Linked DNA regions of Mus musculus: regions 2, 3, 4 and 5 are each linked to region 1. Evidence: chromatin loops called from intact Hi-C (ENCODE). Cell type or tissue: heart. All regions are shown on one strand.

What was found. A loop is a pair of places that touch in the nucleus more often than their neighbours do. Peaks named below come from ENCODE experiments on the same cell type or tissue, not always from the same donor. Only the 100,000 strongest peaks of a DNase experiment are listed, where the experiment ranks them.
Region 2: a loop joins it to region 1, with 2.5 times the contacts of the local background. A loop is called at or near these places in 5 of 42 quality-filtered maps.
Region 3: a loop joins it to region 1, with 6 times the contacts of the local background. A loop is called at or near these places in 40 of 42 quality-filtered maps.
Region 4: it touches region 1 in a loop (2.2-fold over the local background); 11 of 42 quality-filtered maps call a loop at or near these places.
Region 5: a loop joins it to region 1, with 2.1 times the contacts of the local background. A loop is called at or near these places in 11 of 42 quality-filtered maps.

The regions. Positions count from the first base shown.
Region 1 is chr11:6,185,378-6,190,377 of GRCm38, forward strand. The region is part of intron 2 of Nudcd3 (NudC domain containing 3); the gene reads right to left. Among named protein-coding and RNA genes, the nearest start is that of Nudcd3, 13 kb to the right of the region's middle. In heart, no CTCF peak of the experiment used is centred here; a DNase peak (open chromatin) is centred at 2,634.
Region 2 is chr11:6,259,037-6,264,036 of GRCm38, forward strand. Ddx56 (DEAD box helicase 56) reads right to left here. Exons shown (of 14, transcript NM_026538.3): 9 at 4,903-4,997; 10 at 3,627-3,700; 11 at 3,421-3,510; 12 at 2,580-2,685; 13 at 511-584; 14 at 1-222. The coding sequence ends at 145. Among named protein-coding and RNA genes, the nearest start is that of Ddx56, 6.2 kb to the right of the region's middle. In heart, no CTCF peak of the experiment used is centred here; a DNase peak (open chromatin) is centred at 2,585.
Region 3 is chr11:5,993,915-5,998,914 of GRCm38, forward strand. Camk2b (calcium/calmodulin-dependent protein kinase II, beta) reads right to left here. Exons shown (of 21, transcript NM_007595.5): 5 at 3,969-4,034. Among named protein-coding and RNA genes, the nearest start is that of Ykt6, 41 kb to the left of the region's middle. In heart, a CTCF peak has its summit at 2,213 (motif pointing right); a DNase peak (open chromatin) is centred at 2,237; H3K27ac peaks cover 1,813 bases; H3K27me3 peaks cover 963 bases.
Region 4 is chr11:6,115,270-6,120,269 of GRCm38, forward strand. All of the region lies in intron 4 of Nudcd3 (NudC domain containing 3), which reads right to left. Among named protein-coding and RNA genes, the nearest start is that of Gm46269, 29 kb to the left of the region's middle. In heart, no CTCF peak of the experiment used is centred here; no DNase peak of the experiment used is centred here.
Region 5 is chr11:6,124,800-6,129,799 of GRCm38, forward strand. Nudcd3 (NudC domain containing 3) reads right to left here. Exons shown (of 6, transcript NM_173748.5): 4 at 619-762. Among named protein-coding and RNA genes, the nearest start is that of Gm46269, 39 kb to the left of the region's middle. In heart, no CTCF peak of the experiment used is centred here; no DNase peak of the experiment used is centred here.

The DNA of each region.
Region 1 (5,000 bases):
GCTGAAAACACTAAGATGAAATATTATGAGGCAGATCGTTTCAAAATAACAGAAGACAGGGGAGAAGGCCAGACAGTGAGGCTGTCGGGAGTCCTGCACTCTTATGCCCACTGTGACTTCTACTTCAAATTCTACCTAACAAACGCTTTATGAAAAAAAGCAATCTTGCACTCGCAACACACATGCGTGTGTGCGTGCGCGCGCGTGTATGTGTCTGAACACATTTTTTTTTTCAGGTTACTTTTACCTCCACCCCAAGACCCTTCTGATACAGCTTCAATATCAAAAAACCACAAGCTACTGTTTCCTAAAAACAAAGCCTGCTAAGTCTCACTGTGATATTTAAAAACAAAACAAAAAACAAATAAGCTGCCAAATTTTTAAAAAAATGAAAAGCAAAACCAACACCAACAACATTATACCTGCAATCCTAGTACCAGAAAAGCCAGTGAGGCTAGACAACAGGTTCCTAGCTCAAGAGTAACTTATCAAGCGCCTGCTAGAAAGCCAAGTCTTCCTAGTGTGATTTAATCAGGCCCTCATGGCTGGTGTCTGAGCTTCCTTTTAAAGCAGCAATTTCAAGGTGAGTTTGTCTGCAAGATGAAACAGCAGGAAAGCTCCACAGAGTGCAGAATCTAAGGTGACACGTGAACGCCCCTCGCCTCCTAGTGTTCCACTTACTCTCTAGATTTCTACCTCTTAGCACATGCTACGCAGCACCCACCCTTGTCCAAGGACAAGAGTCACTCCAGGCCTGTTATACCCATCAGTGTGCAGAAGAACTCAAAAGTGCAAAAAAGAATGCTGGAAATTCTCCTTATACTGTTCAACAAAATAGAAAGGCATAATATAATGCAAAATAGAAAGTTTACAAATGAGCCAGGCGTGGTGGCGCACGCCTTTAATCCCAGCACTCGGGAGGCAGAGGCAGGAGGATTTCTGAGTTGGAGGCCAGTCTGGTCTACAAAGTGAGTTCCAGGACAGCCAGGGCTATACAGAGACACCCTGTCTCGAAAAAGAGAAAAGAAAAAGAAAAAAAAAAAAGAAAGTTTACAAATACACATATTTAAGTGTATGGGTATGTTTACATACATAGGGATAACTACAGAAAATATCCCAAAATTTAGTGAGGATAGTAAGATTTTCCTCTTTTACAACTTATCTGTTTTCCAAATATTGCATGAGCATTACCCAAAAGAAAAGCAAGTTTCTCTTTTTAGGACAAACACAGTAGTAATAATAGCTAGCCACTGACTGAGTGACACCCTACCAGGAACCATGCTAAGTGGGTGGGTCTTCAGCATTCACTGTCTTCAATCCTCATGACAACCTACATGGAGTGACTTCTGACTACGCCACCATGACTTGACCAAGGAACTACCAATGATGGACACCTGAGAAAGGCCTAAACCACCAAATGGAGAACTATATAAAACTAAACCAAAAGACCAGATTTTCCAGGTAGTGAGTGCACTCAGACTGCCTCTGACAAAGGCCTTGGTCTGACAGCCTGCCTAAGAAGCATCAATGACACAAACGCCACCAAGGCATCAGTGCTACAGAATCAATGTCAACGTTCTCCTGAAACACCTATGCTGAAGCCGTCCTCCAAGGTGAGGCTTAACTGCAGCTGGGCTCCCTGGGAGACGGTCAGGTCACGAGGGCCGAGCAGTCACTAATGAGGCTTAACAGACTGATAAGCAAGGAGCCAAGAAGCTCATCAATATGACAAATCAGAAAGAAGACTGAGGTCGACCAGCCACAGCGCACATGGCTATACCGCTAGGAGGTAAAAGCAGTAAGATCAGGAGGAGTTCAAACCATACTCGGCTAAACAGTGAGCTTGAGGCCAGTCTGAAGCCAGACCCAGTTTTCAAAGGAAAAGAAAAAGGAAAAAAGAGAAGTGTGGGGGGGGGGGGGTGATTACAACAATAAAAACCGCTGGTAACAGAGCCTAGTGGAGCACTTATGTAGCATACACCAGCACTGCACAAGACATGGTATACTGTCAGGAACCTCTTCCAAATGATGCAATTCTCTTCCCAGGAAATGCCTAGGTCCCTGTAACACCTAGGCACAAAGGACACACTGCCAAAACTATGAAAACACACTAATACTGATGGCTTCCTTTAGTGCCATACTCAAGTAAGCGAAGCAGCTCATACGCCATGCAGTCCATGAAGCCCTCCCCTCACACTGCCCCACTCTACTACTAGCACAGGCAGGGGAAATCAACACAACAGCATGGGGTCACTCATCCAAGAATAAAAAACGCACTTGGTCCTAGCACCTAGTATCTAGGTGATAACTGATACTCCTTTTGACTGTTTTGTTGTGGGTTTGGGGGTGGGGGCCATCTTGGTTTTGTCTACCCAGTTATGGTTTTTCTCTTTTGTCTTTGTCTTTTTGAAGATGAGGGTTTCCTCTCGAGTCCAAACCAGCCCGAAACACCGTGGCTGGGTGATAATTGATATTCTTATTACGACTTTTTCCCCCTTCCTTCCTTTATAAAGGGCTCTACTCATGATTTATATAAGAAAAACAGAGCTGCCACATGCTGTCAAGAGCCTTTCATCTGCATTTCCAGACCTAGCCACTTTTCCAATGCCTTCAGCACCACCTGCAGGTGGAGAGCCTGAACTGCAGGTGCTCTGATAGCTTGCTTGGCTGTGAGTGCTGGGATGAAGCCAAGAGGTCTTACATACCAAGCAGACGATGTAAAAAGAGCTGATGACTGGCAGGAGACGGTGAAAGCTGTTATGTTCCTTCTTTCCACAAGTACTAGCCATGCTCACAGACATTGGTCACTGACCAACTACAACACAGACACTAAGACAAAGTGTCTACTATGGACAGCTCCCAAGCCTATACAAGTAAGATGTGCTTTACAGTCTTGCATAAGCAGCACGTTTTTTTTGTACCTAAATAGGTGGAAATTAAGTGGGTGTTTCAAGCACCCAGGTACTTCTCTGTTCCCTTTGTTTCTTCTTCTCCTCGTTCCTTAAGTGGACTTTTACTGTGGTGCCCAGTCTGACTGGTCTTAAACTTGCAAGCAATTTTTCCACCACAGCCTCTCCTGTGCCACCACCATGCCAGGCTCAGACTGGAAGACTTCTGACAGCAGGCTGAAACAACAAGACTTAGAGCAACTGGGGCCTATTAGTAAGGGAGATAGCAACAGGGTGACAGCAGATATCCTTCAACTATACCCCTCAGTCACCTCAAAAATACTGTCCCTGTAGCTTTGGGTGAACTCTACATCATTACACATAGGTAAAATATATGCTGCAGCCAGCCATGATGGTACACACCTGCAATTCCAGTATTGGGAGGGTGGAGGCAGGAGGATCACACAAGGTTAAAAACAGCCTAGGCTACACAGCAAGACCCTGTCTCCAAAGCAAAAGCAAAATAAGAAAAATGTTAAAATAATTCTTAAAAAAATCTGCCCACAAAATGACTCAGCTGGTAGGGCACTTGTCACTAAACCTGGTGGCCTAAGCTTAGTCCCAGCACCCACACGATGTAAGGAAAGAACATACACACAAAAATAAATATAATGTTTTAAAGATATTACCATAAAGCTTATTTTAAGGCAAAGCACTGGTAACAACGCAGGGCCCGAGGCTAGGAAGGAAGAAGCACAGTGCAGCCTGGCCAACACAAACGTCTCTCCCATGGCTGTGAGGATTACACAAGACTATCTGAAAGAAGTCATAACTATTCCAAAGGAGAGTTCATTGCTCTGTTCCAAAGACACAAAATGATTGCTTCTCAGCATTTTGGCTGTGATGATGAAGTGTTAAACACAGACAAAAAATATGAAGTTTAATAACCAGGCACACAGTTAATACCTTTAATCCCAGCAAGGAGAGACAAAGGCAGACAGATCTTTGTATTTCAGACCAGCCTAGTCTACATAGCAAGTTCCAAGCCAGCCAGGATTACACAGTGAGAACCTGTATCAAAAAACAAACAAAGGCAGAAACAACAAAAACTCCAAAAAACAGTATACTATATACACTAATAAACAACTTGTAGGAAAAAATGGATGCGCAAAGTATAAATACATTATCATCTTGTCTTTCTTTCCCCCAGCACTTATGCCAAATTTTGTTAGGCATGTCAAGGGACTTCACCGAAGAGGAACACCTGTCAATGCTGTGTAGAGTCAGCAATGCTTCTCTAACACAGGCCATTAGAAACAGCAGTCAAACACGGGGGTGCAGGAAGAAAGCAGCATCAAAGACAGGCATGGTAGCACACACCTGTAATCGCAGAGCTTGAGATAGAAAGAGTCAGGAGTTCAAGGCCATCCTGGGCCATAAGATCAGACTTAAAAAACCAAAGGAGGAAAAAAGAAAAAGAGAAATCGGTGTTCCAAGCCTCAGGTCCTGGGCAACTGACTGCAGAGTCCTCACAAGGACAGGTGCTTGAGTAGAGACAGTCACCATAAGATTCTTCAATTATTCAACTGACAAAATGACAAATCTTCACATCTAGCATGGAGAGCTAATTGGTGGAAGAACTCTGGGATCCAGAGCTCCAAGTGGAACAAAGAAAAGAACAGCGTTTGACATTCCATTTTCAGATGCACAGAAACTGCAGCTATAGACTGACTAATGCTTCAACTTGTAATTGATTCGTGGCTCAACTACTGAAAGGTTAGATGTTGCATTTCTAAGCACTGGATAGTAGAAGTCTAACCTGAACAGCAGGTAAAAATGTTGGTTTCGGAGTCGCATGCAAATCTTCACTCTATACTTACTGCTATGGTAGCATTCTGACTGGCACAATAAGCCAGAATGCAGCTCACTGGTTTAAGAATTTAAAGTAGAGTCCCTACAATAAGGTAGCAATTCTAGTCCATTACTCAAATCAAAAACAAATTTCCACCTTTTTTTTAAAGAAATGTATTTTTTAAAAAGTAAAACAAAATTCTTCATTGTGTTATTTAAAAAGGTAAATATAAAAAATGAGGAGTTGGCCAGACACTATTG
Region 2 (5,000 bases), 74 kb after region 1:
CAAGGAGATGGGGTGTCCAAAGCTGCTTCCTCAAAGTACAGTCTGTCCACACACTGAGCACCAGAATGTGCCCACAAACAGAGCAGAAAGCCCACTCCATCCAGGCCAGGATGCCCAATTCAGTGTCCTCAGGCTCAGGCAACCTCAAGAAGGCTTTGCTGCGGGCTTAGGTTTCTTTCCCCTGTGCTTAAAGTCACGCAGTGGGTTCTGGGCCTTCACCTTCTACAAGAGCAGAAGTCGAAAGTTAGTTTGATGAATCAGTCAGATGGTCCCAACAGACATGAGCAGTGCTGACACCTGACCAAATCCCTGTGCCACAAGCCAGAAACTGCTAGCTGCTGCAGACGTGAGGGAGGCTACTGTGGGCAGACACAGGGCCTTCAGGCAGCTGTGCGAATACCACAAACCCACCCCCATTCCTGGGAGTCCCATCCCTCCCTCAGCTGCTGAAGATGCAGGGCATGGTGGGAAGGAGCACTGCTTCTGTGCCAGGCATCGTGGGAGACGTACCTTAGCCTTCCTAGAGAAGGGCACCTTTCTCCGTTTCTTTCGAGGATGTACAAGGCCACGAAGAGCAGCAGGAACTGGAAGAGATGCTGGGCCTCAGGGATGGCCTCACCCCTACTTCAGCTACACAGTTCTCTCTATAGCGTGAGACCTGGCTTTCAGTGCTGGCCACTCCCTTCTCAGCATTACTCTGTACACTTACAGCACAGACTCCAATTCAGTCTAGCAGTGGTGGTGCACACATTTAATCCCAGTAATCAGGAGGCAGAGGCAGGAGGGTTTGAGTTCAAGGCCAGCCTGGTCAATAGAGTGAGTTCCAGAACTGCCAGGGCTAAACAGAGAAACCCTGTCTCAAAAAAACATAAAGTGGCACAGTGGTTAAGAGCAATGACTGCTCTTCTGAAGATCCCGAATTCAAATCCCAGCAACCACATGGTGGCTCACAACCATCTGTAATGGGATCTGGTGCCCTCTTCTGGTGTGTCTCAAGACAGCTACAGTGTATTACATATAATAAATAATCTTAAAAAACAAAGCAACAACAAAAACCCATAAAGTGGGGCCGGGGGAGGGGGCTGAAGGGAAGAGTATCCAATACTCAATTACTTGTTATATGTGCGCAAACAGAAGATTAAAGTTAGTTCCATAGGCTCCCACTGTCTAAATCATGTCTGTAGTGATTACATTTAATGCAAAGCACACATAACAAGAGAAGCTATGGCATATTCATAGCAGAGTGTGTACACGGCACAGAGAAAGGGAGGGAGGGAGGGAAGAAACGCCTACAAGGGTGAGGCATTTAAAAAGAGAGAAGTCAGAGGGTGGGTTCTCTTTGTGCTGCTCCTGAACTGCAAATTCTCTAGTCCCTATTACTGCTCCTCCCGTTCCCTCTGTATTCCACCCCAACTTCACAAGATCTTGGGCCTAGCCTCAGAGCAGGCACCTCAACAGGATAGGCCACATCTAACATGTCAGACCTTCCCGGATCTTGCAAACTTCCTGGCTCACTCTTAGTGAGTGACTTTGCTCTTAGTAGGTGCTTTAGGCCAAAGGGAGCCTCCTAGCATTTCTGACACAGACCAAGGGTGGGGTCATCTCCAGCTCACTATCCCTTAGAAGCCTGCCTGCAGCCCTAGGTCTGGTGTCATCTTTCCTGGGCCCTTTCACACTCAAACCTTGTCGGCCCTGGTATGTCTCTCCCATACCTTCCTGTCACCTGTTTTGTTTTGTTTTGGTTTTTTGAGACAGGGTTTTTCTACATAGCCCTTGTGGCTGTAGAACTCCATCTGTAGACCAGGCTGGCCTCAAACTCACAAAGATCTGCCCGTCTCTGCCTCCTGGGTGTTAGCATTAAAGGCGTGTACCACAACTGCCCAGCCCTTCTGTCACTTCCAAAGCAGCAACATCACATTAGCAAACTGACTCCATTACAGGCAGGTAGGATCAGGAATGATGGAGAGCCTACGCTAACTGGCCGGCCACCGTCTTATCAACTCTTCTTTGTTTATTGTAAGCATGGAAGGCAGGGATACTCACTGCCAAAAATACCCCACACTACACATCCAAAGGGAAAGCCCAGAGCCTTCCTGAGTTGTGAAGGACCAGCTAGCTTGAACAGATACCTTCCCTCCCTCAGCACCGTGTGCCCCCCTCATCTGCCCCTACCCTCAAACCACAGTGGTTTCAGCTTGGTGCCTGCCAATCTAGAGTATTCCCCAGCACAAGGTCCTGAGTCAGGACTCTCCCTCAAATGTGCTCAGCATCCTGAGAACACGGGAAGCCAGTCACTGGCTCATTTTCCTACTCAACCAAACCCTGGAATATGCCACCAACTCTGCACAACCAGTTTCCTCATCTCCACAATGCAACCCAGTTATGATGAGATAGACGGGTGGAACACAGCTGCACGAGCTGGTACATGGAGCATGGTTGCTCGTGCTCACGTACTCTGAACTGCCTGGTCTCTAGTGCCCTCACACACAAGCTGTCCCAGCACCAAGCACAGGAGCTGGTGGAAGATGGCCAAGAGCGAGGCTCTGTCCTCCAGACTTCTGACCCTCAGCCACACTCACCCAAATAGTCAGGGACATGGCCCAAATGAGGCTTCACCACTGCCGGGTGCAAGGGCAGATCATGGCGAAGTAGCTGAAGGTCTCTGGGGTTGTCTTCAAAGTATGTCTAACGGACAGAGAGCACAAGATTTAAAATGCACAAAAAGCGTCACAGTGAAGTGAAGTTTGCCTACCACTTTGTTCTTCATCCTCCTTGACAGCAACTGCCTAGGACGAACCAGGACAAGCTTCTCATGGCTTGCACAGTTGCCCTCTGCTGGCCAAGCAAGGCACTGCATGCTGTAGCATATCCAGACAATGCTACCTCCAGGAAATCTGTCTACTCTGGAGGTCCCTTCTCACACACCAGAGTTTCACAATGTGGGGCAGCTAGAGCCTTTATTCACGCACTGATGCTAGACTAGAGTCTCCAAAATGGGTACAAGGATATACCCTGTACAAGGACATGTCTGTTTACTTCTCTAAGACACAAACATAGGCACTCTGAATCACTTAAGCTTAGTTATCTTCTTACAGACTGTTCTTCATCAACACCAACAGCCTCTCCACACTCTTCCATGTCTTTGTAACAGCTAGGTATGGCTTGTACATTCTAAGAACCCTAGTATGGACCTTACAGGGCTTCCAAATAATGTTGTAATGATTCTAATAGTATTCCCAATAATGTTGTTCACACATACACTATGTATGCTCATTTATAATTAACCGAGTGCACACTGTGAAGTGTGTCTACCACCCTCCCAGCAGGACAGCTGTCTTTCAACTGGTTTCCTACCTCTCCCTGCCAAAGGCCAGCAAACCATTCAGCTGTCCGCTCTCACCTTGAGCTCCAAGCCCTCACCTTGAGCTTCTCTGAGTGCAGAAGCTCCTCCTTGATCTCCTTCAGTCTCGCCTCTCGAATGGCCTGCTTGGTCACTGAGCGCATGGCATCCTGTGGGTAGACCAGGGGTGAGACGGCCTTAGACCCGCGTGTTCATCGATGGGGTATAATCCCTGGGTCACAGCTCACTCCACAACATCCCTCCTCCCCACCTTTGTCAAGCTTACCCTGCAGCGATAACGAAAGCTTTCAATCTCCTCCATCTGGAACTGGTATGGAAGCAGGATGGGGGCCTCGCCCTCTGGGGAGAAGGCAGTTGTGAAGGTTGAGGGCAGGGCCCATGTAAGGCCTTCCCCTGGTAGCCTCCTGCTCCTCTTCTCTGAAATGAGGCTGTACCATGAGACTCAGCATCACTGTCTTTGAGTCTAAAAGCAGCTCCCAAAACACTTAGGTTAGGGGTGTGTGCTTCAGCCCGGTGTGCCTGTCATCAGCCTCAGGCTCACAACCCACCACCCACAAGACTCCTCATGATGATGGCTGCTGCCTGCAACAGGGCACACGTCACCCACTCAAAGCAACTGAGTCCAGACAGAGCAGAGTATTTAATTAACTCCTGACTATGAAGCAGTCAGTGAACATGGCAGAGTATTACTTTAGTCACTATATGAAAGGACATAGTGTCTGTCATCGGGGAAAGATGATAATGGACAGTGGTAGAAGTCTGCTATCACTCCAGGTTTCTCAGCATTTTACACAGAGCCTCATTATATAACCCAGGGTGGCCTCCAACTAGCTATGTAGCCTGGGCTGACCTAGAACTCTCTTCCCACCTCAGGCTCCAGTGCTGGGAGCCTGCTATATATAAGGCTTCCTCCTCTCATTTGTCTTGGATTTAGAAAAAGATTTATTTATTTTACTTTTTTTGTGTTTTGCCTGTATGCACATATGTATACTGCCTACATGCCTGGTGCCTGCAGATGCCAAGAGGGTGCTAGAGTTACAGATGTCTGTGAACTGTCAAACAGGTGCTAGGAACTAAACCTGGGTCCTCTAAAAGAGCAGCAAGTGGGGCTGGAGAGACAGCTCAGAGGTTAAGACTGCTCTTCCAGAGGTCCTGAGTTCAATTCCCAGTACCCACATGGTGGCTCACAACCATCTGTAATGGGATCCAGTGCCCTCTTCTGGTGTGTCTGAAGACAGCTTCAGTGTACTCACATACATACATACATACATACATACATCTTAAAAACAGGAAAGAGCAGCAAGTGTTCAGCCACAGATCAACCTCTCAAGCCCCATTCTTTGATTTAAAAATAGAAAAAAAAAAAAAAAGTTCTTACTATGTATCCCAGCCTAGCCTCAAACTGTCAGTCAGCCATCCTGTCTCACCCCTGTGCTCTGCAATGAAAGATGTGCAGTACCATACTAGACACTGGAGTTGCTCGCCAGGTGAGCTGGGAGAAGCCCGGCTCCTAGACTCGCAGTCATACCACGGGCTCTTACCTCCACTCAGAAGGTCCTCAATCTTTCCCAAGAAAGGCTGTTCCGCGGGCAACACAAAGGTCAGAACTATGCCTGGGTTGTTGGCTCGAGCTGTCCTG
Region 3 (5,000 bases), 190 kb before region 1:
GTCACCATAAGAAACTGCCATTTCTCATGACATTCTATTCTGCCTGGCACCATACCTTATCTTTGTCCCCAAGAGAATCCAGCACTTGTCACTCAGGGTGATGCCCAGTCCCATGCAGGTTAGGGGACAACTGTGTTCATGGCAAGGCCTGTAGGACTGGGCACAGAATGTCTCCCCCAAGTGAGCAGAGCTCAGGCTTCCCATAGGCCAAACCCACAAACACCGGAACCAATGGGGCACAGCTGTAAGTTCAAAATCTTTTCCCCAGCCCTGCCGGGTGCAAAGGGCCTCTATTGAGTTGGCCAATGGCCAATGGGCCTCTCAGACTATATGAATGGAGAGGGTCCTGTGGCCCTATTTAGAAAAAATTAGAGCCACAGACTGTCGGTCTCCAGCCGCGTCTGTGGTCTGCATAGCCCCCAGTTGGCTGATCTCCCTTCTATCTGGGACATTCTTCCAAAGGATTGATTTATGTGCAGCCATGGTCACTGGGAAGTGCCATCTGCCTATGCCACCACATGGGTCCAGCCTGCTCCATGCACTGAGAGAATGCTGAGGGACAGAGCTGGCACCTTCCTCAGGCGCAGTTTTCAGAGAGCCCATTTCAAGTCCAGCGAAGGCTCTAGGCAAGGCCCTGAGGTCTTACCCTCCATGATAACACTGTCAGCATGTGCCTAGCAGTACACACTTTCCTGCCCTCCTGCTCCTCAGGCATCCTTCCTGGTGCTGCTGGGCCTACCAGGAAGCCTCTTTTGGTGCCCAGAGGCTCCAGCCCATGCTGCTGGGCTGGTGAGCTTCCCTTTCTGGCACAGGCTGGTCCTCACACAAGTGGAAGTTCCTCATGGCTGCCACAGCCACCCTGAGAAGGTCACTAGTACTACAGAATAAGCTGGTGGGCAAGACAAGACTCTCCGGGAGAGCATGGCACCAAGCTGTAGGAGGGAAAGTGACAACAGGGACCTGCGGCAGGCTAGGGCACTTACCCAGCCAGAGAATAGTGGCTCAGGGAACTCTCTTTAGGGACTTTCCCTCACGCTGCTCTGGCCCATGCTATCTCCATCACCAGGGCATCAATACTGTCTTAGTGTCTTACTTTGGGAGTCACTCTGTGGCCTGAATCCCAGTCAGGCAGCATTGTGGACACTGGCTAGGTCCTGACATGATTCTCAGCTTGGGACCTGGCCAGCATCACTGTGGCTAGGACCACCGGTACATACTGCCATGCCTGGCTTCTGAGAATTGCAAGAATACGTCTGTGTTCCAAATTTTGTTTTCTTTGGTTTGTAAAAGGACTTAGCCACCTCTAAGTTTCCCCCACAAACTCCAAACTAAAAGCCCTGTGTCTCTCTAAAAGGAATCTCCAGCTTCCTTAGACAGAAATGGGTTCAGAAAAGCCCCTCTGGTCTGCCTTCCTGCTCTGGGCATTAGGGATCTGCTTTCACTGTCTGGCCAGATGGTGTCAGCCCATCTCTCTGGTGCTTTCTCTCAACTTGAGCTCAAATTTTTCCTATAGTCAGTGTTGGGATCCACCGTGGGGTGGGTCAATGGCTGTCCAGTAACAACCCGCAGGGGCAACCCAATCAGACTCCTCATTAGGCACCAAAGCCTGAAGCAGAAGCAGAAAGGTCCAGCCAACAGGCTGCAGGGATCTGAATCCCGGCTGTGTGTTCTCCCTCCTCAGGGCAGGGAGCAGCCCCATTGAGAAAGAGGCCTGGACCACAGAGTACCAGCCCCTAGGTCCAGGGGCTGTCATACAAGTGGGGTGTAGCCTCTTCATGGAGATTTGGTGTGTGCTCTCCGTGTTTCTCAGGACTCAAGCTGCCCGCCTTTCCTCACAGTATGACTACTGAGCATGCACCTCCCTTGGATCCCTAAATACCAAAGAGCCAAAGCCCATGTCTTCTTGGCCAAGGATAGGTCCAGGAAACCTTAAACACTTGAGACACTCTCTACATAGCTTTTCCCTGGGAAGCAGCAGGGACTCCTGTCCTCTGGGAAGGCATGGGGGTGCCTGGCAAGGACACAGAGCTACTTTCCTCCCTCAGCCTACAGGTTCCTATGACCCGAATAGGCTAAGAGCGTGGGACTCGGCCACTCCCCGGCTTGAGCCCTCCTGGACCCAACAGGTCTTGACAGGATTGCCTACCCTATTTCTCCATCTCCTGTAGCAAGAAGGTCCAGAAATGGGGCTGGAGGGTTTGATATAGGCCAGGCACCTTAGAGCCACCAGAGGGCGCTGCGGACCTTTCAGAGATAGACTGAGGCTGGAGCCAGTACGTGACCCTGGATGGATACCAGGCCTGTGTTCTTGAGGTGAGCCCTGACCCCAGTGGTAGAAGCAGTCCCCTAGGTTGGAGGACAAAGCTTACAGGGAACCCCACGCCACATGGGGTTATGGGAATAGAGGAGGGCCTAGGCTGGAAGGCTTTGGTAAGTCGAGAGGATTATCAGATTCCCCACCACACACACACACACACACACACACACACACTCCTTGGCAAGGGTGTGGCTTCCCAGCCTAGTGACCTATCATTGCAGGTCAGGGAAAGGGGCTCCCTCTCTCTTTCTGTGTCTCTTTAAGTAGAATATAAAGAAAAATAAATATATTTTCCTCTGGTCAACAGGACAGACCTTTTCTAAGATGTTTTGCTAAACCCAATGTTTTTCCAAGGGGAGTCTTTGAAATGACTCAGTGCCCTTAGTTTCCTGAGACTGAGAATTGGGGACACATGCTTGTACCACCCTGTCCTTCTCTACGGCTTGACCTCTGCTGCCTGGCTTCATGGGGAAGACCTAAGAGGCCACGATGAGCCAGGATGTTCATGGCTCCCCACAGGGACTCAGGCCTAAAGTGAAAAGCAAGTCTTTCTGCTAGTGCAGGATCATGTTACATACTGCTCATGTAAGAAATATTCATTTTTCTCAATTGGAGATATAATGCATACTCATTAAAGATGCGTTTAAAATAGACAAGATAGAAAAATTAAAACCACCCATAACATGACTCCTTGGAAAGGACCCCCGCATCCCTCTGTCCCCTGCCTTTGAATGCACAACTATCTCTGCGGCCAAGCAGTGGTAGACAGGGCCCACAAGCAGAGTGTGACTCAGGGAGTGACCATCCACAGCCATCCCTGAGATAAGGCACAGTCAGGATAGCACCTGACATGGGCCCCAGGAGCCTTTCCAGAGACAGAGCCATCCTTGCCTCAGCTGACCCCCTTCAGTCTGGTCCCCAGAGCCGTGCCATACACAGGCCTCTCTGGGCCATCGTCCTCCACTGCCCTGGCAAAGACTGGCCTCGAGAGAGACTACCCAAACAGCCATGAAGAGTCTAGGCCTGGGTGGAATCCTAGTTCCTCCACTCACCCGCACACCAGACCCGCACATGGACCCAGGGCTCAGTCCTCTGACTGGCATCCTGGCTGGGAGGACAAATGGCCCCTTGGCCCTGAACTAAGGTTTCATGTGTCCCTGGCCTCTTCCCATTGCCCTGGAGCGAGGTGGACACGCGTTCAGGAGCTTTTCGAGGAGAAGCAGCGGTGGCTTTTCTAGCAGAGGCACCAGTACAGTGTGCTTGGGCTGGGCGGGCCCACGGTGGCTCCGGGAGGTCACTGTGCATGGGGATTGGTTCCTGGCCTGTCTTTCTTAGCACGTCACATTGCGTGCTTATCAGTGGGAAGCTAATGGACTGTGGATGGGATGTCCAAGAGAAAAGCAGGATGGCGCCCAGGGCACCTCCCCTTTACCATTCCAAGAAGGCAGCCTCTCTATGTGCAGGCCGGGCAGCTCCCTACACAGCCCACACTTCTGTGTTGACCCTCTTACTCAGCTGACCTCTGAGGGGGCTATGGAAATGACAGTGACACACAAGACAAACGTGGGTTACAGAAGGGACAGGTGTGGCACTAATGAGGAAAGAGCCAAAGGTTAGGAAAGGGAAGCATGGCATGAAGCTCTGCACCCACCTGGCATCAGCTTCACTGTAGTACTCTCTTGCCACGATGTCTTCAAAGAGCTCCCCACCAGTGACCCTACAAGGAAAGCACATGGTCACCAATCCTGAAGATCCTCATCACCTGATACCCCATCACTGTCACCACCATTATCTATCATCACCACCGCCACCACTGTGAACACTGTCACACCACCACTGCCACCATAACCACCACAGCCATCACCATGACCACCACAGTCACCACCATCACCATGACCATCACAATCATTGCCATCACCACCACCATGGCCACCACAGTCACCACCATCACCATGATCACCACAGTCATCGCCATCACTGCCACCATGACCACCACAGTCATGGTCATCACTGTCACCATGACCACCACAGCCACTACTATCATCACCACCATGGCCACCACAGTCATTGCCATCACCATCACCATGACCACCACAGTCATCACCATCACCACCACCACATTTATCACCATCACCATGGCCACCACAGTCACCACCATCACCATGGCCACCACAGTCATCACCAGTACCACCACCATGACCACCACAGTAATCACCACCACTGCCATCATGACCACCACAGTCATTGCCACCACTGCCACCATGACCACCACAGTCATTAATTACCACCACTGCCACCATGACCACCACAGTCATTGCCATCACTGTCACCATGACCACCATAGCCACCACCATCACTGTCACCATGACTACCACAGTCATCACCATCACCACCACCATGACCACCACAGTCACCACCATCATCATGACCACCACAGTCATCGCCATCACTGTCACCATGGCCACCATAGCCACCACCATCACTGTCACCATGACCACCACAGTCATCACCATCACTGTCACCATGGTCACCACAGTCATCACCATCACCGTCACCACTTCCTCCATCACTGTTCTCATGCCATCTTCATTATATCACCATGACCATCACCATAGCTGCCATCATCACTAACACCTCATCATTGCTACTGCCACCAATGCTACTGTTACCTTCACCATTGTCA
Region 4 (5,000 bases), 70 kb before region 1:
CCCTAATGCTGAGAATTTGGCCCTGTCTTTACCGAGACTGAGGGGTGAAGAACCTTCAAGTAGGAAATCGGCTTTCTCTATTTCAGAAGACATTCTGAGGTGCTTACAGAATAACTGCTAAGCTGCTGGAAAGAAGAGAGCCTTTTATCTTTATCAATAATTATCATTACTGAGATCTACAGTAGTTAACTATTAGAACACCCCCTCCCCCAAACAAGGCTCTGTAACACACACATTATCATGACTATTTAAGATAAAGACAAATCCTCTAAGTCAGGGCTGTGGGAGGTAGATTCTCCTTCAGCTCCAAGCCCACCAACAGCAGGGAAGACCCAACACTGTCTGTACATCAGCTATTCCTAGTGGACCTTTGTACACCACAAGGACCAGACTCAAAATTACCACTAAGTCTACACAGATGCTCAACCCCATAGCTCCACAGACATAAGAAATGGAACACAGGACGAGTCTCTGGTCTGCCCCACAGGAGAGAGTGGATTACAGCCACCTGCCAGATGTAAGGGAAAGATTCACTTCCAGGTCTACAGTGGGAAGATGGGGTAGGGTTCATCCTCTTCCAGGTCCACCTGTGTACTTAGCAAATCTAGCAAAATTCATGATGAATCCAATCACTTTTTACCATTAGAAATATTTTATCTATATTTATTTTCACAGAACGTCCATTTACAGGAACATGCTCAAATTCTTCCAAAAAAAAAAAAAAAATCTCAAAGTTACTGAAGCAGTAAGGATCAAACTAAGGGCACTGTGCATACCAGAGAAGCAATACACTACTGCACTACACTCCAGGCTCTTTGTATGTGCCTGTGGTGCATGCACAAGTACAAGTGTGTGCACCCCTGTGTATAAGGAGAACAGAGGAGGACATTGGGTATTCTCCTCTATTGCTCACCACCCTATAAAGTGACCCTAGCTGGCCAGTGAGCTCCTGGGATCTGGCCCCACTCCACATTTAAGACATAAGCAACCACACCTGGTTTTGGCTATTGTTTGTTAAAACCAACCAACCAACCAACCAACCAACCCACCCACCCACCCACCCACCCCTACAGCACAAGTGTGGTCATCATGCTTACAAAGCAAGTGTTCTCGCCCACTACACCATCTCCCAAGCCCTTCAGTCCCCACCCCACCCCACATCCCCTTTTGAGACCTGCTTAAGGCTGGCATTGAATTCATAATTCCATGATTATCCTGTCCCTGAGAACTAGGATTAAAGGCATGCACCACCACAACAACCAGCTTTTAAAGTATCTATAACTAAAACACACACATTCCTCAGTCAGGTATGCATGTCAACTACCTAACTGGAGCAGTTGAGGGCTGTTGTACAGACAGCATGGGTTCAGCCATATCATATCACCAAGTAACACCAAAATGCATCACTCGTTTATGCTGGTAAAAGATGTCAGCCACCTTATTTTTAAAACAATTTTTTATTGTGAAATTACATAACACTTTTTTTTTCAAAAGTCAACAGTTCAATGGCAATTGGTACACCCATGATGGTATGCAACTAACCACATATGTATCCTGAAACATCACTCCAAAAAGAAGCCCTATAGCCAGATGTAATTACTCTTCATCTTACCATAATAAAATCTCCTAAATATCTTCCCTGACACCTCCGGCACAATTACTGATGCTTTTGTCTCATTGGATTTCACACAAGTGAAACCTTACATTGCTCTGTGTTGGCTCCTTTCACTTATTATAAGGTTTTTGAAGGTCATCAGTGTTGTGGCACATATCAGAACTTCATTCCTCTCCATGCTGAGGAGCATTCCACTGGATGAATTAACCACAGCCTGTTATCCATTCTCCCCCTTTTGGCTATGTGAATAATGCTGCTATGTGCAAGGGTTTCTGTTTTCCCTTCCTTTGGTATTTACCTAGGAATGGAATTGCTGGCTCACATGGTACTTTAGGTCTCAAGAAAGCACCAAATCGTTTCCCACTGGAGCTGGACTCCTTCCACATCCTGGTACTGCACAAGGAAAGGATCCAGCCCTCTACTCCCTCATGGATATTTAGTTTTGTTGTTGTTGTTTTGTTTTTGTCATAGCCATTTTCGAGGGTGCCGTAGCTTGTTATTCTTTTGCCTGGCTATACACAAGTATACATGGTTCAGTATTTTTCTCAGTGACCTCTGCCCTAAGGTTCAGGATGCTCTTGAATCTGGGGCAGGAGACCATACCAAAGGTTCTGTCATTTCCAAAGCTTCTGTGACTATTCTGAGTGGGCAGTCAAGGGTTAAGTGAGGCTGCAGTGTTAGTGACGGCTCATGAGTATCTTCCCCTACCTTGGCCTGGCCTCCTTTGTTTGCCACAAAGCTTCCTTGAAGCATTTCATGTGCTGTGCTGTCTGGCTCCTTACCCTCACAGCCAGGACCTAGCCTTGACTTTTTAAATACCTTCATGTCCCAGAAGTCTTAGCTGACACGTTCTTCTGAGCATCACTGACTTCCTTGGAGTAATACCCCTAGGGAACTCAGGTAAGACACTTTGGGCACTTAATCTTCCAAATAAACTACTTAAAGTGGTTAGAATACACTCAGGTCTCCGAGGGTAGGGTAGGGTATTCTTGATACTGAAGACAGAATCTGAGTTGTGTGAGAACAGAGGAAAAATGCTCATGGAAGAGATTTCAAGGGTTCCTGGCTAAAGACCACACCCTGGCAAAAGTAGTCCCATGGTTTGCTTAAATTAGCTGTTTTTGTTTTAACATTTTGTTACTTTGTAACAAGTCAGACTTGAGGAGGTGTAGTTTGCACACAGTAAAACTCACCCTGTTGCAATTTAGTCTCCTCCAGCCTCCACTACAACCCACCCACACCCAGGCCTTCCCTCCACTTCATTTTGCATTGCTCATCTTGCCATCCAGCTTGTCCAGGTCCAGGATGTCTTCCCCTGAACACCACAGCTTGTGGGCTTGTATACACGCTTCCTTTCTGGATCCTGTGGGCTATGATGCTTGGCAAGACTATCCCATGATGTAGGTGATCACTATCTGTCCATGGCCGTGTAGGTGTTCCTAGGGTTTGGTGGTTGGGTAGGAAGCTGTTGTAAAGATGTGTGCGTTTCCTCCTCTTGGGAGCACAGAGCAGGTCATTAGGGCTGCAATGTGGGCACACTGGCTATGTCCACCACCTGGCACTCATAGTAGCAGTGAGGCGTTCAGGGTCCCACAGCTCCTCCAAATTGAGCACTATGGGCTTCTTGGCAGCCACTCTCACAGGTATACAAGGCATCTCACTGTAATTTTGACTTTATTTCCCTAGTGATGCTGAGTTTCCTTGTATGTTTGTAACACTACTCATTTCTTATTTGCAAAAAACTTCAAATTTACACATTGCTGAAAGTACAGAGAGCCACACAGGCATTTAGCAACTGTCCTACTCTGTATGTGTTTGCATAAAACATAATAAATAATGCTTTTTTCTGAATCATTTAAGAGTAAGGACCACTGTGTTGGCCCTGTACCCTGACTTACTTTCTAAGACTAAGTAAGTCTTCTCAAGTAGCAGCCTGGCCTGCTTCCCTGGTCCTCTCTACTTCGCTAAGGACCCTGTCTAGTGTCTCCTGAGGAACCCAGGTGTGTATGTGGCCCACCTGCAGGTATCTTGCAAGAACATTCCCTCTCATTCCAGGCCTTCCCACACTGTCACATTAACACATAAGCATCAAGCTCTTAGGACCCTGTGAGGTCCCATCTCCCACTGACCTCTCCTTACTGACAGGGCATGGGCACTGCTAAAGACAGCACCTTCTGTTCAAGGAAACTGCTTGCTGCCTCCTGGCCACCACCTTTCTCAGTGGCTTAGAAAGTCACTCTGAACCGTTGGGGCAAAATGAGGTGGCCCTTTCCAAGGTCACTGTGACCTCACCATTTCCTGGATGCACTCTCATTTTCCAGGTCCTCCTTTACCTGCCTGGTCCCAGAACACAATAATTTCCCAGAGGGACCCCAGATTGTCACTGACTGAACAGTGCTCCCAAAATGTCCTCGCAGAAAAACTTCACCCTCGGTGTGAATAAACTTACCTCAGCATCCCCCGATCTGTGCCGATGACTCACCAGCATTTCTATCCCTTTCCTTCCTTAGTAACGGAACCTCATTTCTATTCAGGGAAGCACTGTGCCCAGTGAGGATGGCTTTACTCCTCGCAGCTGCCCGTGGGATTGAGTTTGGGCCAACGGGAATGTTGTGGGACGTTCCTTCCAGGAAGGCACCTTGGAACAAGGGCAGATAATGGGGTGAGATGACAGCATGGCGGGGGCACCTGCTCAGCTCGACACCCACTGTGGAGAGATGTGGGCAGCCTGACTCCTATGGGTATGCTGCAAGCCAGCTCGATATAAGCAGTCTCCTGATTTTCAATGTCATCAACTGCCTTTCTGAGCTTAAGAAATTAAAACAAAAACTAAGACGCTGCATAGGTCAGACAGGATACAGCCATGGATCTCACCCAGGGAGGCAGAATACAGCTATACTTGCAGAGTGGGGACAACACAATGATACAAAGCTATGTGCCACTTTCTTCCTACTATACAGGAGGAGGTGCTGAGGGCCCATCCACTGTTCAGCATAGTCCTGCTTTCATTTGGAACAAGCAGTCTTAGGTCACTGCCTTCTGCGTGATCTCCAAGCCTCAGCCTGGAGATAGCATTACACTACAGGTATAAGGGCTCACATTCCAGTATGTATAAAACCAAGGTTTGGGGCGCTTGCCAAAATGCTAAAATAATTTAATTTGTAGTTTCCATTCTGGATTAATGAACATGATCAGTAAGTGACCTGCAAGGACATCTTCATAGGCCAGGAAATGTTGTCACATCAGGAAAAGTGGCTTGCAACTCAGAGAAGGCCAACAACGGACCCTTTCATCCTTAAAAGAAAACTGGAGATGCCCAGACAAACTGGCAAGGAACATTAAGTAGTCCTGGGAGACAAGGGGTGTCGCTGCTGACGCAGCACTA
Region 5 (5,000 bases), 61 kb before region 1:
CTGCAGGAAGAAAGAGGAAACAAGTTAGTCCAAGATATGTGTGCTTCAATTTTCCTCTCCAGTGCCAGCATGCAGTCAGCCCTCACTAGCAGGGCTGCTATCACAGCAGAGTTGAGCCACAGACAAATCTAGTCAAACATACAGCCCCATTGTGTGTGTGTGGGGGTGGGTGGGGGAGGTGGGGGGGTGTCCTACTGACTGATATTCATTTGATTTTATTCATTTGGATTCATACCTCACTGTCATAGCCGCAAATTTTATTTAACCCATGCCTTGCCAGATGCTAGGTGAGATCTACTTGGTGAACTTAATAAACGCAGACTGGGACCTAGGAAAATTCACCATTTTCATTGTAATGTTCTCGGTTTTGCCTTTATCCATAGAAAAGTGGGCTCTTGGGAATGATGAGGACACTGAGGGGTGGAGGATACAAACGGAAAAGCTCATGGAGATAGAGTGCAAGCAGGAGTGGGGTGCTAAATACTCAAGAGATTAATTAAGTCTGCTCTAATTGCTATAGTTAAAGACCTCGCTGATTATCGGAAAGACCTGGACACAGGTCATCATAGCAGGCGCAAAACCTTGATGGGAGCTCTGCACACAGGTGACCTCACTTACCAAAACACACCTGCCGGGCTCAAGGCTCCAGAGGGAGCTCTCGGTGTTGATCTTGTGAGTGAGCTTCCCCTCCATGAGGACACGCTCTCCATTCTCTTCCACCATGGCCACTCGGATGGTGCCACTGCTAAGGGCCACAGAGACCTGAGAACACACCAGAAGAAAAATCATCTTGCTTGTGAAGGTGGCAGCTGTGCACACTTGGGCTCACCAAGCATCTCCATTCCAACCTAGTCCACATTCCAAGCAACCTGTCTTAGTCAGGGTTTCTATTCCTGCACAAACATCATGACCAAGAAGCAGTTGGGGAGGAAAGGGTTTATTCGGCTTACACTTCCATGCTGCTGTTCATCACCAAGGAAGTCAGGACTGGAACTCAAGCAGGTCAGGGAGCAGGAACTGATGCAGAGGCCATGGAGGGATGTTTCTTACTGGCTTGCTTCCCCTGGCTTGCTCAGCCTGCTCTCTTATAGAACCCAAGACTACCAGCCCAGGGATGGCACCACCCACAAGGGGCATTTCCCCCTTGATCACTAATTGAGAAAATGCCTTACAGCTGGATCTCATGGAGGCACTTCCCCAACTGAAGCTCCTTTCTCTGTGATAACCCCAGCTGTGTCAAGTTGACACACAAAACCAGCCAGTACACCACCTAAATCTATCAACTCCCTTAAGCGACTGCAGCAGAAAATGTTGGTGCATTTTCTAAGGGAGCTTCCAGCACACTTGACTTTCTACCCAAATCCTTTCCCTCTGTAGTGGCAGAGACTGGCTCTCGCTGGGGACGAGCAGAAGATACAGGAGTTGGGTGCTTCCTTCCATCTCCCCTGTGACTACCTAGATTTTCTCAGCTCAAAATTTTGGAGGAAATCCTCAATGTTGCTTCCTTTCCAGAAGGATCTCCTCTCCATCCTCCTCTCCAATGGGCACACAGACAACCAGTGACAAGAGCCCTCTCTCTGGCCCCTTAAGGCCCGGGACCACTGTGCCTAGAAAAGCTCAGCTGCCCATCCAAACTTTCTGGCGAAAGACAAATGTGCTTGGCCTCCTCTTCCCTACGTTGCTACAGAGAGTGTGACCATAGCTTGCTCTTTGTCCAGGATGTAAAACCAGTTCCTTCAGTTTTTGTCTGTTTTGTCTGTTTGACAGGGTCTTACTATGTATCCCTAACTGGTCTAGAACTCACTGCATAGATTAGGCTTGCCTTGAACTCACTAAGATCCTCCTGGCTCTGCTGCCTGAGTAGTGAGATTAAAGGCATGTGCCATAGTGCTTGGCCTTTTACTTGGTTCTTCATAAAATCAAGCCTCAGCCACCCTTTTCCCCTCAGGGCCTGCTCTGGGCAGGCAGGGACTATGTGTCTACTTTGCTATCATGGGTATACCTCTTCCTGCCCTGAATGTATGTCTCCACAATGGACTGGGAAGTGCTGGGAAAAGGTTAACTCTAACAACCCTGACCCTAACAACCCTAACCCTAACCGTAAGCTCAATAATTAGAAAAGAAAATATAATTTGTATTTGTTTCACTTCTCTTATTTTAAAAAGACTTATTAGCAAGGCAGTGGCTCATGCCTTTAATCCCAGCACTTGGGAGGCAGAGGCAGGTAGATTTCCGACTTCAAGGCCAGCCTCGTCTACAGAGCTGAGTTCCAAGACAGTCAAGGCTACACAGAGAAACCCTGTCTGGAAACCCTTGCCCCTGCCCCCAAAGACTTACTATTTCAAGTGTATCAATGCATGTGCGTGTACTATATGCACATAGATGCCTGTGAATGCCAGAAGGCACTGGAGCCCCTATACGCGGTGTCACAGGTGGCTGTGAGCCACCTGATGCGGATGCAGGGGAATGAACCCAGGTGCTCTACAAGAGTAGTAAGCGTCCTTAAACATCAAGTGATCTGTCTAAGCTGCATTCATTCTTTTTTGGCGTATTTGCTCAGATGTTAACTAGCTGCACTTCCTTAATCTGAAAACTTTGCACTATAGGTGTCAACCTGTATTTGTATAATGCACATACTAATCAGACTTTGGGGACAATTCAAATTCTTTTTCTAATAGGTGTATGAAGTTAAAATTCAGAGACTACCTGGTAGATGCTAATTAAGTGCTTCATTTTAGATGTGGGAGGGGGTGCTTTTAATTTTCTGTGAGTCAAGTACTATTTGCTAATGATTTCTAATAGTAAAACCTGAGTAGTTTTGTGTATATGTGTGTAAAATGGTAAGTGTATAACTGTGTGAATGTGTGTGCCTGCATGTGAAAGCCAGAGACAATTTTGAATATCATTTTTCAGGCACCCATAGACCTTGTTTTTGAGCCAGTGTCTCTTGCTGGCCGGGAACTTGATAACTGGGCTAGGCTGGCTGGCCAGCCAGCAAGCCCCAGGAATCTGCCTGTCTCTGTTTCTCTAACTCAGGCATTGCTAGCACTTGCCATCATACCTGGGTTTTTGGCCTTTTTATGAGGGTTCTAAGGATTGAACTTGGGCCCTCATATTTGCATGGTAAGCATTTTACCAATGAGCTATCTCCCCAGCCCCTAAATGCATTTTAAATATTCATCAACAAAAAACTGAGCCCCCCCCCCCAAAGATGATTCAGTGATTAAGGCCCAGATTAGATTTTCAGCATCTGCCCCCATATGGCAGTTTATAACCATCTGTAACTCCAGTCTCACCCAGGGGATCGAACCTCCCCTTCTAGCCTCCTTGGGTACCAGGCATGCATATGATACAAGCATACATGCAAGTAAAATATAAAAAGTAATAAAAATGAGGGGAGAAGAGTTTGGAAGATTTCTTTTATTAAAAAGGGGTGAGGGGGCTAACCATAAATGATGATGATGCATGCTTGGGGGAGGAGGTATTAGAAGGACTGCCCCAAAGGAAACATGGCCCTAGGAAGACCAGCTGTTACATGGTACTTGCCACAGCTACACCACCAGGTTCAAGTACAGACTCGGGGAGGCATCTTCTCATGGGACTTCAGAGACACTGTCTTGGGACTTCTCATGGGACTTGTGGCACTGTCACCCCCTCTCTATATTTACTGTTAACCTGGATGGTCTTGCTGATTATAGTTTAGGCTCACTGTCCACCTTCTAACAGCCAGAGACATAAGCAAATGTGGCATGGCTCATTCCTGATAATCATGACAAATATTGGCCAAATTAATCTAACCATGAATTTCTACTTGCAAACAAGACCTAATACAGTCTTGGTACTTCCCAAGTACAAACTCACCTTAACTAACTCACAATAGTTTTATACAACATGCTCATTTTCAAATTTGGGCATGATTCTAACAGGAACTAACCAGTGTAATGAAATAAATCCCCAAAGGAGGCACCAAGGACAGAAAGACATGGTGAAGGGAAGAATGGATGGCGTGTCCAGTACATCTGTGAAGACAGACAGAAAGAATGACACATGGCATAGATGCCATAGGCCTGGAGTCATCGTGTGCTGGCAGTTAGAGGCTCTGGCTAGGAGAAGGCAGGCATAGAAACAGAGCATGTGTGAGAACAGCTTAGAGCCAGCCCAGGGAACAGCTGGATCTGCAGAAGCAGCCTGCTTCAGAGACTGACCATCATTCTGAGGAGCTGGTGTGATGGCCACACTCTAGGTAAATACTAACTCCTCAAACACAGAAACCACCAAGGCAAACCTGTCAATTCACTCAGTTGACACATGGTGAAATGATAGACCTTTGAAATGCAACAAGGAAAACCATTCATAAAGTCCCACACTCAAGACCATGTGGGAAGATACTAAGCATCAACAGGAAAAATAAATCTTGTAGGGAAATGAGAGTTCTATGTTATGAAAAATGCAATTGGTGAGATGACTCAGCAGTTAAGAGCACACAACTGCATTTCTGAAGGTCCTGAGTTCAAATCCCAGCAACCACATGGTGGCTCATAACCATCTGTAATGAGATCTGACTCCCTCTTCTAGAGTGTCTGAAGACAGCTACAGTGTACTTATGTATAATAAATAAATAAATCTAAAAAAAAAAAGAAAAATGCAACATGAAGGAAAAAGCTAAAAAGCAAAACAAAAGATGATAGACTTAATCAGGAGAAAATGTATTTAAATAGTTCCATTTTATAACTTTGCAGAAATCTAAGCAGATATAAAAAATTATAGAACCAAGAAATTTTAAAAAGAACTAAAATCATGGGCTGGCAAGATGGCTCAGTGGGTAAGAGCACTGACTGCTCTTCCAAAGGTCCTGAGTTCAAGTCCCAGCAACGACATGGTGGCTCACAACCACTTGTAATGACATCTGACGTCCTCTTCTGGTGCGTCTTAAGTCAGCTACAGTGAACTTATATATAATAAATCTCTGGGGTGGAACGAGCAGGGACTGAGCAAGCGGG